Regions from separate parts of the Homo sapiens genome. Here region 2 is linked to region 1. Evidence: chromatin contacts called from ENCODE Hi-C or POLR2A ChIA-PET data. All regions are on one chromosome and are shown on one strand. Each heading gives the region's core, a stretch centred on a gene start or an enhancer-like site at or near the end of the contact. The rest is flanking DNA. Distances are from core to core; before and after follow the strand shown.

Region 1 (5,954 bases), core at 2,990-5,489:
TGAATAATTCCAGGGAGACTGAGATGTTAAAACCAGATTCCATTAAAACAAAAGGTAAAGAACTTGACATTTCTAACATAGATTAATCTTTATGAATTTCAAGCTGGGCATGGTGGCTCAGGAAGCCTAGTCAACTTATTACATTAATATTAATAATGATAACTGTGATCCTCTTAAGTGATTATGGAGTACTCATTATCTGTCAGGCATTGTGCTAAGCGTTTCACATGCATGGTCTTGTTTAATTCTAGATAATTTAGATGACTCCACAAGAGTCTTTCTTGAATCACAAATTGCTAGTCTTCTGCACAAAATATCCAACTTGATTATCTGTACTTTAAGAATAAGAACTGCGTCTTATAATTCCCTTCTTTTGTGCCATCTGGTAAAGTTTTGGGGACATAATAGAAACTCAATATCCTTTAAAACTCTTGATAACATACCAAGTTCTTGCTATACACATAACTTTGTATTGGACAATAGAGAGGATTTTTTTTTACACTACCCAATTCTATACAAATTTGGAACCTTATTGGAGACACAAAGCATGCAGGTGAAAATTTAAATTATAGCTCTAAACATCAATTAAGTGCTACTACATTTATAATAGTAGTACATGAGTGCAGTAAAAAAGAGATTGCTATGAGCTAATGTCATGAAACAAATATTTATGCAGCTGGTAGAAGTTAAATTAGGGCTTGAATATTCTGACAGGCAAAGACAAGGCTTTCCAGGAGGTGGAAATGCCTGAGCAAGGGAATGGTCATGCATCTCACGAGAGCCAAGAGTTCACAGCCAATGATTTATTTAGCAAAATCTTCAACCCTACTGTTCTTTGCCCCCAGTTCAGCCCATTTCCAGAATATATTTTTTCCTTCCTTATATTTCCTTAATTCATCTCTTTGTCTACTTCTCATGGTCACGAGCTCTGTTATCCTATCCTATTTCAACTACGACCACCTCCTCATCACTCAACTCACACTATTAGCACCGCTAAGAATCCACAGTTCTACTTCTGAAGTCGCTTTGGATTTCCTAGCACTCTGCACAACAGGACACATAGACTACCAGATACCATCCCCTGCGTCTGGCATTTCTCGTTCTTCACTCTAACTCACTGCTGTTTTCCCCACACAAATGTGCTCCAAGACCTCCTAAAGCAAACTATACATTGTCCTCTTCCAAGCCTCCCCTGGCTCAAAGTCAATCTTAATGCACAAGGCTCTAAATCATAATTTACAGCTTGGAAACCATTAATCCTGTACAGAAGGAACTGAGTTTACTGCCAATGAGTTGTTCAAATACTAAGATAGATTCTGGTTCTATATGAATTTTTATTTAAGTTCCCTATAAAAATGTTTGTAATAGCACCAGAGGGTGTGTGTGTGTGTGTGTGTGTGTGTACATATACATATACACACAAACACGCTATCTCTCTCTCTCAAAGTGGGGAGGAGTGGGTGTTGAAGAATGACAGCTCCTTGAGGACAGGACACACTTTTGTTCAACTCGACTTGAACTGTATTAGCAAGGGCATGAGAGGACTTAAGAAACAATACAAAATAAGGCAGATAGGTATGTTCTTCAAGCTATCCTTTGATCCTGGATTCTAAAGACTAAAATACAAACTAAGGTTGGAGGGCCCAAATTTTCTTCTCTGAGTCTCAGAGATTAGGTCTATATATTTTAGAAATGTAATAGTACCTTCTTAAAAAATTACTTGGTAATTAACCTGACTGAAAGCTCTGGCTAAAATACTGTGGCTCCAGCTTAGAATACTCTATGGTTGTAGCCAATGCTAGAAAAAACACACTTTCAGTTCTAGGCTCTGTTCTCTCACTAAATTTCACTTTGGCTGTATGCTGATCATTTGATCTCATTTGGAGACGACCAGCAGTCACATATACACCATGAAGTGACAATCACAATGCCAAATCTAAGTTATTTCATTTCAAATAAGCATTGGACTATTATTACTAATTTAATAAGCAGGAAATGCCCATGTGTCTTATGTACTATGCTGGACACAACTTGCATGGAGATAAATATAACATTACTAATAAGTACAAGATCCTCAAAGTTCACACTCTGAGATGTAAATAATGAATGACAGCACAATTTTTAAGAGTAAAGAAATTGACAAGGCAACGGAAGAACACCAAGTAGGAAGTGAAGATAAGAATCTGCCTTGAAGAATTGTAAAATGATGCGCAAGAAAGTGACACTTAAAGTAGATCTTGGCTGGGTAGGATGGCTCACACCTGCAATTCCCAACGCTTTGGGAGGCTGAAGCAGGGGGATAGCCTGAGGTCAGGAGTTCAAGACCAGCCTGGCCAACATCTCTACTAAAAATACAAAAATTAGCTGGGCCTGGTGGCACATGCCTGTAATCCCAGCTACCCGGGAGGCTGAGGCAGGAGAATCACTTGAACCTGGGAGGCGGAGGTTGCAGTGAGCCAAGATCACGCCACTGCACTCCAGCCTGGTCAACAGAGTGAGACTCTGTCTCAAAAAAAAAAAAAACAAGTAAAATAAAAATAAACTAAATCTCAAAGGAGGAAGGAAGGGATGTGTATGAAGCATGTATTATTTGCCAGACACAGGTGACAAATTACCTCATTGTTGCCACCATTTTAGACATGGTGAATCTGAGGCAGGACAACTAAAGTCACCTGCTAGAATGCCACACAGCCAGCTTCAAACACAGCTTTGTATGTTTTGTCCAATGTACAAGCTCCCTTCTAAAGGCAAGGAAGCCTTCTTTAGGTGGAAAAGTGAAATAATCTTTATTGCACTTAAAGTTTCCTAAAAATTACCTCTTACGAAATATTTACTTATAATGATTAACAGTTTATGGTTGTAGCTGTAAGTTTCTATCTGCCCATACAACGCTTTTAAAGCCGGGCACGGTGGCTCACGCCTGTAATCCCAGCACTTTGGGAGGCCAAAGCGGGTGGATCACTTGAGGTCAGGAGTTCAAGACTAGCCTGGGCAACATTATGAAGCTTCGTCTCCACAAAAAATTAGCCAGGCGTGGTGGCATATGCCTGTAATCCCAGCTACTTGGGTGGGTGAGGCCTGGGAATCTCTTGAACCCAGGAGGTGGAGGATGCAGTGAGTCAAGATTGCACAACTGCATTCTAGCCTGGGGGACAGAGTAAAACTCTGTCAAAAAAAAAAAGAAAGAGAGAGAGACAAGAAAGAAAGAAAGAAAGAAAGAAAGAAAAGAAAGAAAGAAAAGAAAGAAAGAAAGAAAGAAAGAAAGAAAGAAAGAAAGAAAGAAAGAAAGAAAGAAAAAGAAAAGAAAAAGAAAAGAAAAAAAAAGCTTTTAAAACCCAGTCCATTAAAAAATGCCCAGGAACCAGGCAAGGTGGGTCAAGCCTGTAATCCCAACACTTTGGGCAGCCGAGACAGGAGGACTGCTTAAAGCCAGGAGTTCAAGATCAGCCAGGGAAATATAGCAAGAACCTGTCAGGAAGGAAGGACAGAAGAAAGGAAAGGAGGGAGGGAGGGAGGGAAAGAAGGGAGGCAGGGAAGAAGGGAGAGAGGGAGGGAGGGCGGGAAGGAGGGAAGGAAGGAAGGAAAAAATTAGCTGGGCATGGTGGTGTGCACCTGTAGTCCCAGCCACTTGGGAGGCTGAGGCAGGAGGGTTGCTTGAGCCCAGGATGCAATGAGCTATGATCACTCCACTGCTCTTCAGGCTGGGCAACAGAGTGAGACCCTGTCTCAAATTTTAAAAAAAGAAAAAAGGGGAAAAAAAGAAAAATGCTTGGGGTTCAAGGTCTATGTAAGAGATATGCAAAACTTCAAAAATGTTGCAAAATGTTGTGTCTATGTGCATTTTCCTGGGGAAAAGAGTCAGGAGCTTTTATGAATCTTAAAGGGGTTTATAAACCTCTACCCCAGAAAAGGCTATGAAGCAAGAATCTACAAACTTCTGCTAAGCTTTTTAATGTTTTCCAAAAGGAAAAATACTTTTGTAAATTTAAGTTTCACATACAAGGAAATCCATTTCATATATAACAGGGAAGAAGATTCATATATTCTACTATAAGGTAACAACTTGATAAGGAGACACCGAAGTGACCCTTTCCCATGTTTCTAATAACTATTCAGGATGTTAACAGTGAAAGGACCATTTAGAAAGCTAATTTCCTTTTCATCATGCTTGTTAAGTGTTTACTTTAATTCACATCCTGTGTGACCCTATGGGAAAATTTTTAACTAATACTGGGGAAAATCCCATAGGGTTACACAGGATGTGAACAGGGCCTGTACTGAACTACCTTCAGCTTGAAAAATAAAATTAGATAGGTGAGTTTCACTTTCTGTTTGTCATAAGTTCCACTTTCTGGCTCCCAAAGCTTAGATCCACAGTACATCCATGTCCGTGCAATAAAATCCCAAGATTCTCACTCTCTGTTAAAGGAAGGATTTCGGCGTGTTGTATAGCAAAATCCTTTCAGCAGAAAAATGCAAATCTGTGGTGCTAATCAAGGAGAGGCGGCTGGAGCACTCCCAAATGCTCCTCCATACCTGGGCTCACACACAGTTCAGCTGCCGTTTTCCATTTCCTGTGGGGAACATACATCATACCACTTCCCCTATAGAAAAAAGAAAGCAGCCCGATTTAATTGCTGATGGAAACATTGTCATACTTTCCACTGGCCAAGCTTGAAACTATTACTGATCTAACCTTCATTAATTTTTCCACAACAATTTGCAGAAATGTCAGGAAGCAGCTGTACGAAGACTGATTAATTGTCCTTATCACCACTACTTTACCAGGCTCGCTCTCTCTTCTCTCTCTCTCTCTCTCTCTCTCTGTATCCTCACCACCTCCCCTCCCTCTCTTCCAGTTTAAAAATATAATTGGGATTTTTCTGTTTTGGTTGGTATTGGTGGTGGTATATCATACTCTGAAATATCCAGATCTATTTTTGATGTCTTTCAATGGCCCAAACATTTTCAGATCTGGAGGAGACCCCATGAAGTTTGGGACAGCATCCACGAAGGAAAAGGTTGCTTCCTGCTGATTACTCAGTTATAGCTGTTTAAACAGACGTTCATGAATTCAAGTCTTACAGCAACACTGCATTTATTAGTCAATCACAGACGCTAAAATTCACTTCCGAAATGTGAATTAGAAAATCAAATGCCCTTTTTCTATTTTTTTTTCACTTTCTTTTCTCCCTCATCATTTTCATTTGAGCTATACCATCTGTCCCAGCCTATCAAATAATGTACTGTGCATGCCTGGCAAAAACAAGTGGAACAGTACACCTCATAACCCCATGTAGGCAACCACTGAGCATCTATAAAAGTGGTACATAACAGAATCTGGCCATCTGGGGATAACTAGTTATAGCAAGCTTAGCTTCTCAGCCAGCACTCAGATTTGCAGACTTTTAACTAGTTGGCAAAGCATCAACCAGTGTTCAAGAAGAGAAACACTAACAAACATTTTTTTTTTCAAAACACAAGAATTCAGATATAAATTTTCAAAGGTGTACTTGCCAATGTTGCTGACAAGAAGGCTTCAAAAGCAAAGATCAAGGCACTGTCATGTCCTTGAAATGGAGCCAGAGTCAATCCAAATCTAGCATTTTGCAGCATTACTAAACTTTTTGGGTATGAACATATTTTTCCTTCCCCATATTGCCTGAATATATACAAGCAAGGGATTAAAGCCGAACAGACTTTGAACCAAATGACATAGTACCTTTCAGAGACAGCTCCAGCAGACTGGGAAGAGTTCCTCCTAGGACTACATTTAAAAAAAAAAAAAATCCAAAGGCTCTTCATCCCAGATACACTCATTCGTAGTCTAACCCCGAACCAAAGAAAGACAGATTGGACAACTATGGCTTAAAGCATTAAAGTAATAACTGGACATGTAGCATAGTGGCCCAGATCATGGACCATGGAGCCAGAATACTTGCTTTCAGTCCCAT
Region 2 (6,093 bases), core at 153-2,652, 130 kb before region 1:
GGAATGTATATCCTTTCCTGCTGCTCACTGGTCTACACTAGCAGGTAAGAAACACATTTGTCTCTAAACACCCAGCCCAGTGGTACATGAAATGATCTTCATCTATTTGTTTCTCAAGCATGAAATGATAGCCTACACACAATCTTTTCATATTGTAGTCACTCTGTGATCTTTCAAAATGAAAATAAAGAGGTCTTGTCACTAGGTGTACAATCTATTTTCCTTGACTTGAAATCTCATCTTTTATTTCTTCAAAGCACATAAGGACTTTATCTTTAATTCTATCTTGTATTCTGTTATCAAATCCATTTGTTGTTGTTCTATGTCTGCTCAGGATGTCTGAACATTTTTACATAGAGTAACTTTAAGTGTGAACCTAAGTCGAATTCAAAACAAGACATCTAACTCTAAGAAAAGCCTTAGGTAAAACTTTGAATATATTTATCTTGAATGCTACAAGATGTCCAAATTATCCCTAGACATCCTCTCTTCACTTTCTTCAGACACCTAACCCTTCCTCCCTCTGCCACCTCAAATTCAAAATTCACACTTAGGAGAAAGATTTGTAATTTTTTCAAATCAAAGCTTATAGTAGAAGCCAATCAACTAATTCTGTAATTGTCTCTTAAACACCCTAAACTATGCAGGACCACTTCATTGCAAAAACAAAATAAACTCTTGAAATCACAAGGTAATATATAGCAATTAACAATTCAACATTACAAACAGTAAGTGCTATTGGTAAATGCTACTTAAGTTCAGGAAATAAAAGGTAATTATCTTTGAGCTGACAAATTTACCGCACTACCAATAAATGAAGGAATTACTGTATAGTGTGCTAGCAGGGATCCTGGGAGATCTGGTGGAGATAGAAGTTCTAGCTGAACTTCAGAACCCTCCAATACAAACAGGCTTATCTGAGGGGACAGGTCAGTCCTGCACACTATTGCAAGTGTTATCAAAGTGTGGTCCACGGACCAGCATCCTCTACACCACTTGGGAGCTTGTTAAAGGTACAGAATCGAGGGCCCCGTCCAGAACTAGTAAATAAAAAATCTAGATTTTTAACAAGCTCCCAGGATGATTATTCATATGCACATTGAAGTTTGAGAAGCTCTGGTCTACACAGTGGCGATTCTGCTCAGTTTCTTCGCATTTTAGTCCTGGGCTTTCAAAGCTACTTGCTTTTTTAAATCAACTATTAATTTGTAGCCTACAATTGTCACAACTGCAAAATTAACTCATTACTTAACTTTATTCTATTTCTCATGCATTTCCCCCTCAACGTCCCTTTTTCTCCAACGGTGGTCCCTTGAGAATGACAGATTTTTCACCACCCAGCAACCAAGGCACTACCCCACATCCTACACGAGGGGGCGCATGAGGACTAAGATTCGGGATCTTCTAGGCCATCTTCTCCACAGTGATTTTTATCAGCGACGGCCCCCTTTCTCCAGGATTGGTTTCCCAATGACATCACTTGGAAGCATGAAGAGTTGCTAGAATCCTCTCCTCCACTCACAAGCCAGGCATTTCCTGAACCCTTGCTGCGTTCGCCGCTTTCCACCCCATACCATTTCCCTAAGAGACAAGCATTCAGATGATCTACCCCCAGGGGTCCCAGGGAAGGAGGGAGAATCATTGCTTTAAATACAACGGCAGATCAGAGGGCCCTTGGTCAATATCCCTGCTCTCATTTCTCCTGTGTTTCATCTTCCATCAGGTCATACAGCCTTGAAAGTCTTTGACACATCACCCCTCCCTTCAGATCCCCACCTCTCCAATATTTCAGCAGAGCTTGGTCTTTTATAATCTAATTTTAAAAAACTCTTGCTCCATTCTGTTCTTTTACTGCAAACAGAGAGTAGCTGAGTGAGTGGCGTGAGGATGAAGAGTCCAGAGCTGAGGCTTGTGGATTTCCTGGGAAGTTACTCACTCAACCTTTGGCCTGGGGAATAATTAGAAAAATGAATGTTTCATTCCCTTGAGAAGGCTTTTTCTTTGTCCACTGGAACCCAATACTGGCGCTGTGGCTGTGTTTTAGAGAGTGTCTAGTGGCGCTAACTTGCTAAATCCATGAGGTTTATCACTGTTATGCACAGTGCCCACCAAGTGTTGGCAACAAGCAACTCGTAAATGCATTTTGGCAATTACTATGAAATTTTCAGTGTCATATGGGTCTTCCACCTCCTAAAAGCTTTTGTCCTGATGAAAGCTTTTATTTTAACTGTAGTTTTTCCCTAATAGGGCTCTATTTCAAACTTTAACAGTTGTAATTATTTGTATCAACGTGCAATCCCACACTTAAACAAATTGGAGCCCACTCCAGAACAAAATTAAAATGGCTTCAAAGAATGACAGAAAAACATTTCTTTTGGCAAGGAATAACAGGAAGGCAGAAGGAATACAGGAGAGATCCAGTGGAGAGGATAAAGCAATGGGAGGCCTTTCCACATGTGTAGCCTCTTAAAAAAATTGCTACCATTCCTTATGTTGCCTATGCAGGATACAACCCTATCTCTTAGTAAAAATGGTCTCCCCACCCCCACAATTCTTGTGGCTATTACCAAACAGTGCTTCTTATAAAAGAAAAAGAATATGACAAAGCAACCACAAGGAAGGTTAAAAAAAAAAGATAAAACCCGGGGCTAGAATACACCCAGTTGATGCTCAATAATGATTGACTTAAATGTTTGTGTGGCACAAGGTACAGAGTGGATTTCTTTCACATCAATCTGGAAATTCATAGCTTCTTCAGGCTTCTTGTCATACATATCGTGTGAAATATTTTATGACACGGCTCTGTGGATCCTGAAATGCTCGGTCCCGTTCTGTCTGAAAGTAGCACTTCTCTCTTCCTGTTGGGCCCCTCACCAAGAGCCCTTAGCGTCTGAGGCATCTCCCTGGTTATACTTTCATCAGATGGTGAAGCGGCCGTGCATTCATTGCACTTTCCCCCCAACACAAGCACTTTCATTGTTATCATTTACTGATATCAAATAGAGAAGTAAGTCAGGTGAATCATCATATACTGTGTATTTATCACAAAATCGAGCCTACCCTTTATGCCTGGGAGAACACTGGCATGACCTAGTTCACTTCCCTAGGGCTGGATACCCTTCAAGTCTTCCTCCGTGAAGGAGAATCTTTCTCCTTGTATGAGCCAAGAACACATTTTAGTGCAGCATTTCCTTTGTAGTTCAGATCTATTTTAATTGGGTAAATCTTTCATTACATAAATACAAATATTAGCAGGGGCCAGATACTGTATCAGGCTCACCAAAGCCAAGTGGCTGGAGGTGCTGTGCCCCACCAATAGGCTTTTTTTTTTCCACTGTGATAATTTCTGTTCCTTAACATAGGACATCAGATAGAAACCATTCCATTTGCAGACAAGAAAATACATCTACTGTCCAATCTACATGTATTTGTATGGCCGGGAGGAGAGGGTAGACCATTCCAGGCCTGGGAAGCCGTCCAGGGAAACAGGAGGAAGAGAGCCAGGGAAGTGTGTTTAGAGTAGAGAGAGCATGATTAGACTCAAGCAAAGGAGCACATCACAGGAGGAAAGAATAATTATTTTGGACGAGTGGGCAGGATAGTTTGGGGAGTGCCCTGAGAGCTAGTAAGGGGTCATGGTCATGACATCATAGGCAGTTGGGAGCCCTGCCAGACTTAGAGTGGTGGCATCTGAAAGAGACTAGGGTTAGGCATGCAGAGTGGATTGGGGCTACAGAAATCCATGGCAAAACTTATTCATGTCTTTTTAAAGTCTTTTTGGTTACAAGCATCAAAGCCAGCAAAGTTTGGCTAATCAATAAACAAGAACTTACTGTAAAGATGCAAAGTCATCCTCAGAAGTCAATAGCAGATGTAGCCCTGCCTCTTTTGACTCGGTTCATTCTTTGGCATTGCCTTTTGGTTTTCTCTACACACTGACTTGTTCTGATTCTCCCTGCGTATGGCCACCATGGCTCCAAAATTCATGTCTGAGCCAAACACAGACGCTGATCTCTAGTTATCCATTTCTTTAAGTCCAATTCCAAATTCCCAAGAGAAAGATATTGATTGTCCAGCTTGGGTCAGTGAGAACTCTGATGCAATCTATGGCCAAAGTGGAAGAGTCATGGTGGATGCTCGGTTACTTGGCCTTCCCTTTTGTGGAGAGGGGGATGATTCCTTGAGAAATGGTGTCATAGACTGGGAAGGAACTCCAAAAGATGTTTACAACCACCTGCCAGAAGTCTGCTGGTGTATTTTAATACTGCCATCCTGCAAGCTCAGTGTCAGTAAGAACAGAAGAAAGGGATAAATAGAGGTAATGTTTGTCATATTTCTAGAAACCGGACAGGTTTAGGACACATTGGAGTGCCAGCCATGGGAATAACATCAGGATAGAATGGTCTGGGCAAAGCTGAATGGGAAGAGGCATTTCCACAAAACTGCCCAAGGCAGTGGCACTACTAGGTTCAGAAGAATTCAGAGACCCAGGGAGGGCTGCTATTTAGAATAGCTCAGAACATCACAAGTGTGCTGGCTTTCCACTTTAATGTGAAGCTGGGTGTGGAGTTTTTAAAGCTCTATGCAAGACCTCACTGTTCCCAAAACATGGAAGGAAGTGTTTGACCTCAGAACATTCTCATATTATTAATCAACACACCAAATATTTACCCAGGACCTAGTCTGTGCCCAGTGCTGTTCGATACTGTAGTGCTCGGTCAGTGCTGTAGAGACAGAAGGGCCATCCCTCTGCTGTTGTAGAAAGTCCCTTCAGGGGTTCTGGAGGGAGTTGGGTGCCAGGAAGTTTCCCAGACTCCTCTCAGCCTCCCTTCCCAAACTCAAAGAAACGTGCTCCCTCCACTCTCCTCTTCTGCCTGCCAGAGTTTCCAGATTTGTTCTGTTTTGCAGTTGCGTCAAGCCACACTCAATTCCAATCCTAGCAGAAGGCATAAATTAACATTTTATTATGCGTGCTTGTTAGGGTCTCTTAAAGCAGACATGCAAATTCGAGGCTCCCATAGTAAATTAGGGCATACCCAGATTTTGCTGAAAATAAATCAAGTCGCCCTGGCCAAACCCTTGGAAAGCAGCACTTCTCTGAGCTATCCTGGGACAGATGCTCCCCTCAGCTCCTGCCCCAGGTTGTTTACCCTGGCCCCTGGCCATTTCCTGCCCCGTTTGGCACCCAGGTCCTCTCTGTCCAGCTGCCACTGGCTCATAGGACTCTTGGTCGACTTTCACTTACAAGGAACCAATTTCACAAGCAGCTGTAGGTGAGCCTTTTACGGGCCTCTGGCGAGTGAGTGAGAGGCCTCGGGCCTTCTCCCACAAGCAGCTGGACAAATATATCTGCCTTGGCTTTCCAGGGGGACCAGCTATTTTGAGGCTCCCCTTTGATTGACTCTTCCTACTACTGTGCCTTTAATTGCAGTTTATGGATCTTAAAACCTTATAGAACAGGAACTTCAAGCTAGACAGAGCTTGATTGGATTTGGCGTGGCTGTGGCGGAGGAATTCGAATTAGCAAAATCAAAAGTGAGAAGTAGTTAGTATGCACTTAGGCTCTACTAGGTTCCATTTTTAATTGTTCTGTGGCCTTTCTTTCCAGCATGCTGATTAGGTCATATAATTTTGTGTGTGGTTGGAGAAAGGTGGACAGGGGAAAGAGAGAAAGAATGTTTTCCAAGTCGCCACTTTAATTTTCAAAGTGTCCTTTCACATCCCTCATTATTATAAATTATCTGCCTCCTTGGGAGCATGCGTGGATGATCCCACCCAAATAGAGAAGGTGGTAAAGGCAAGGAAGCCATCACTGCCCTCCTGAGTCAGCCCACAGGCATCGGTCACAGATCGAAAACCCTAGTTCTGACCAGGTAGGTGGAAGAGCTGACTTCAGGGGCCTTGTGCCAGCCTAGATGAGCATGGTAAGTATTCACGGGGGATATTTGAGCCTCCCTATCTTAGAGGTTACACTGGAAGACACCATCAATTGGGTCCTATGTAGTGCGAGTGTGTGGGAGTGCCTCCAGCATTCCTGCAAGCCTGCTTCCAGAAGACTACTTGTCCCTCCACTCCTGTGGCTCTCAGGAAGTT

What was found. Hi-C counts contacts between places; a loop is a spot of excess contacts on that map. ChIA-PET counts read pairs that join two places held with the same protein, here RNA polymerase II (POLR2A). Pooled maps may share reads with other maps.
Region 2: a map of endothelial cell of umbilical vein shows a loop between it and region 1 (7-fold over the local background). The contact joins two enhancer-like sites. A Hi-C loop is called at or near these places in 6 of 168 maps with a recorded cell type or tissue (Caco-2, K562, MCF 10A and 3 more), 22 of 37 single-sample maps with no recorded cell type and 15 of 50 pooled maps. POLR2A ChIA-PET finds 5 or more read pairs at or near these places in 4 of 52 experiments (GM12878, H1, activated CD4-positive, alpha-beta T cell and 1 more).

The regions. Positions count from the first base shown.
Region 1 is chr6:142,815,497-142,821,450 of GRCh38, forward strand. The region is part of intron 2 of HIVEP2 (HIVEP zinc finger 2); the gene reads right to left. Among named protein-coding and RNA genes, the nearest start is that of HIVEP2, 130 kb to the right of the region's middle. RefSeq lists an enhancer at 4,210-4,679. Within about 2 kb of position 4,240, at least 10 of the 41 ENCODE cell types and tissues checked have a DNase peak (open chromatin) inside an H3K27ac peak, as active enhancers do; they include endothelial cell of umbilical vein, where a contact is called at or near this core.
Region 2 is chr6:142,691,674-142,697,766 of GRCh38, forward strand. No RefSeq gene overlaps it. Among named protein-coding and RNA genes, the nearest start is that of HIVEP2, 250 kb to the right of the region's middle. Within about 2 kb of position 1,403, at least 2 of the 41 ENCODE cell types and tissues checked have a DNase peak (open chromatin) inside an H3K27ac peak, as active enhancers do; they include endothelial cell of umbilical vein, where a contact is called at or near this core.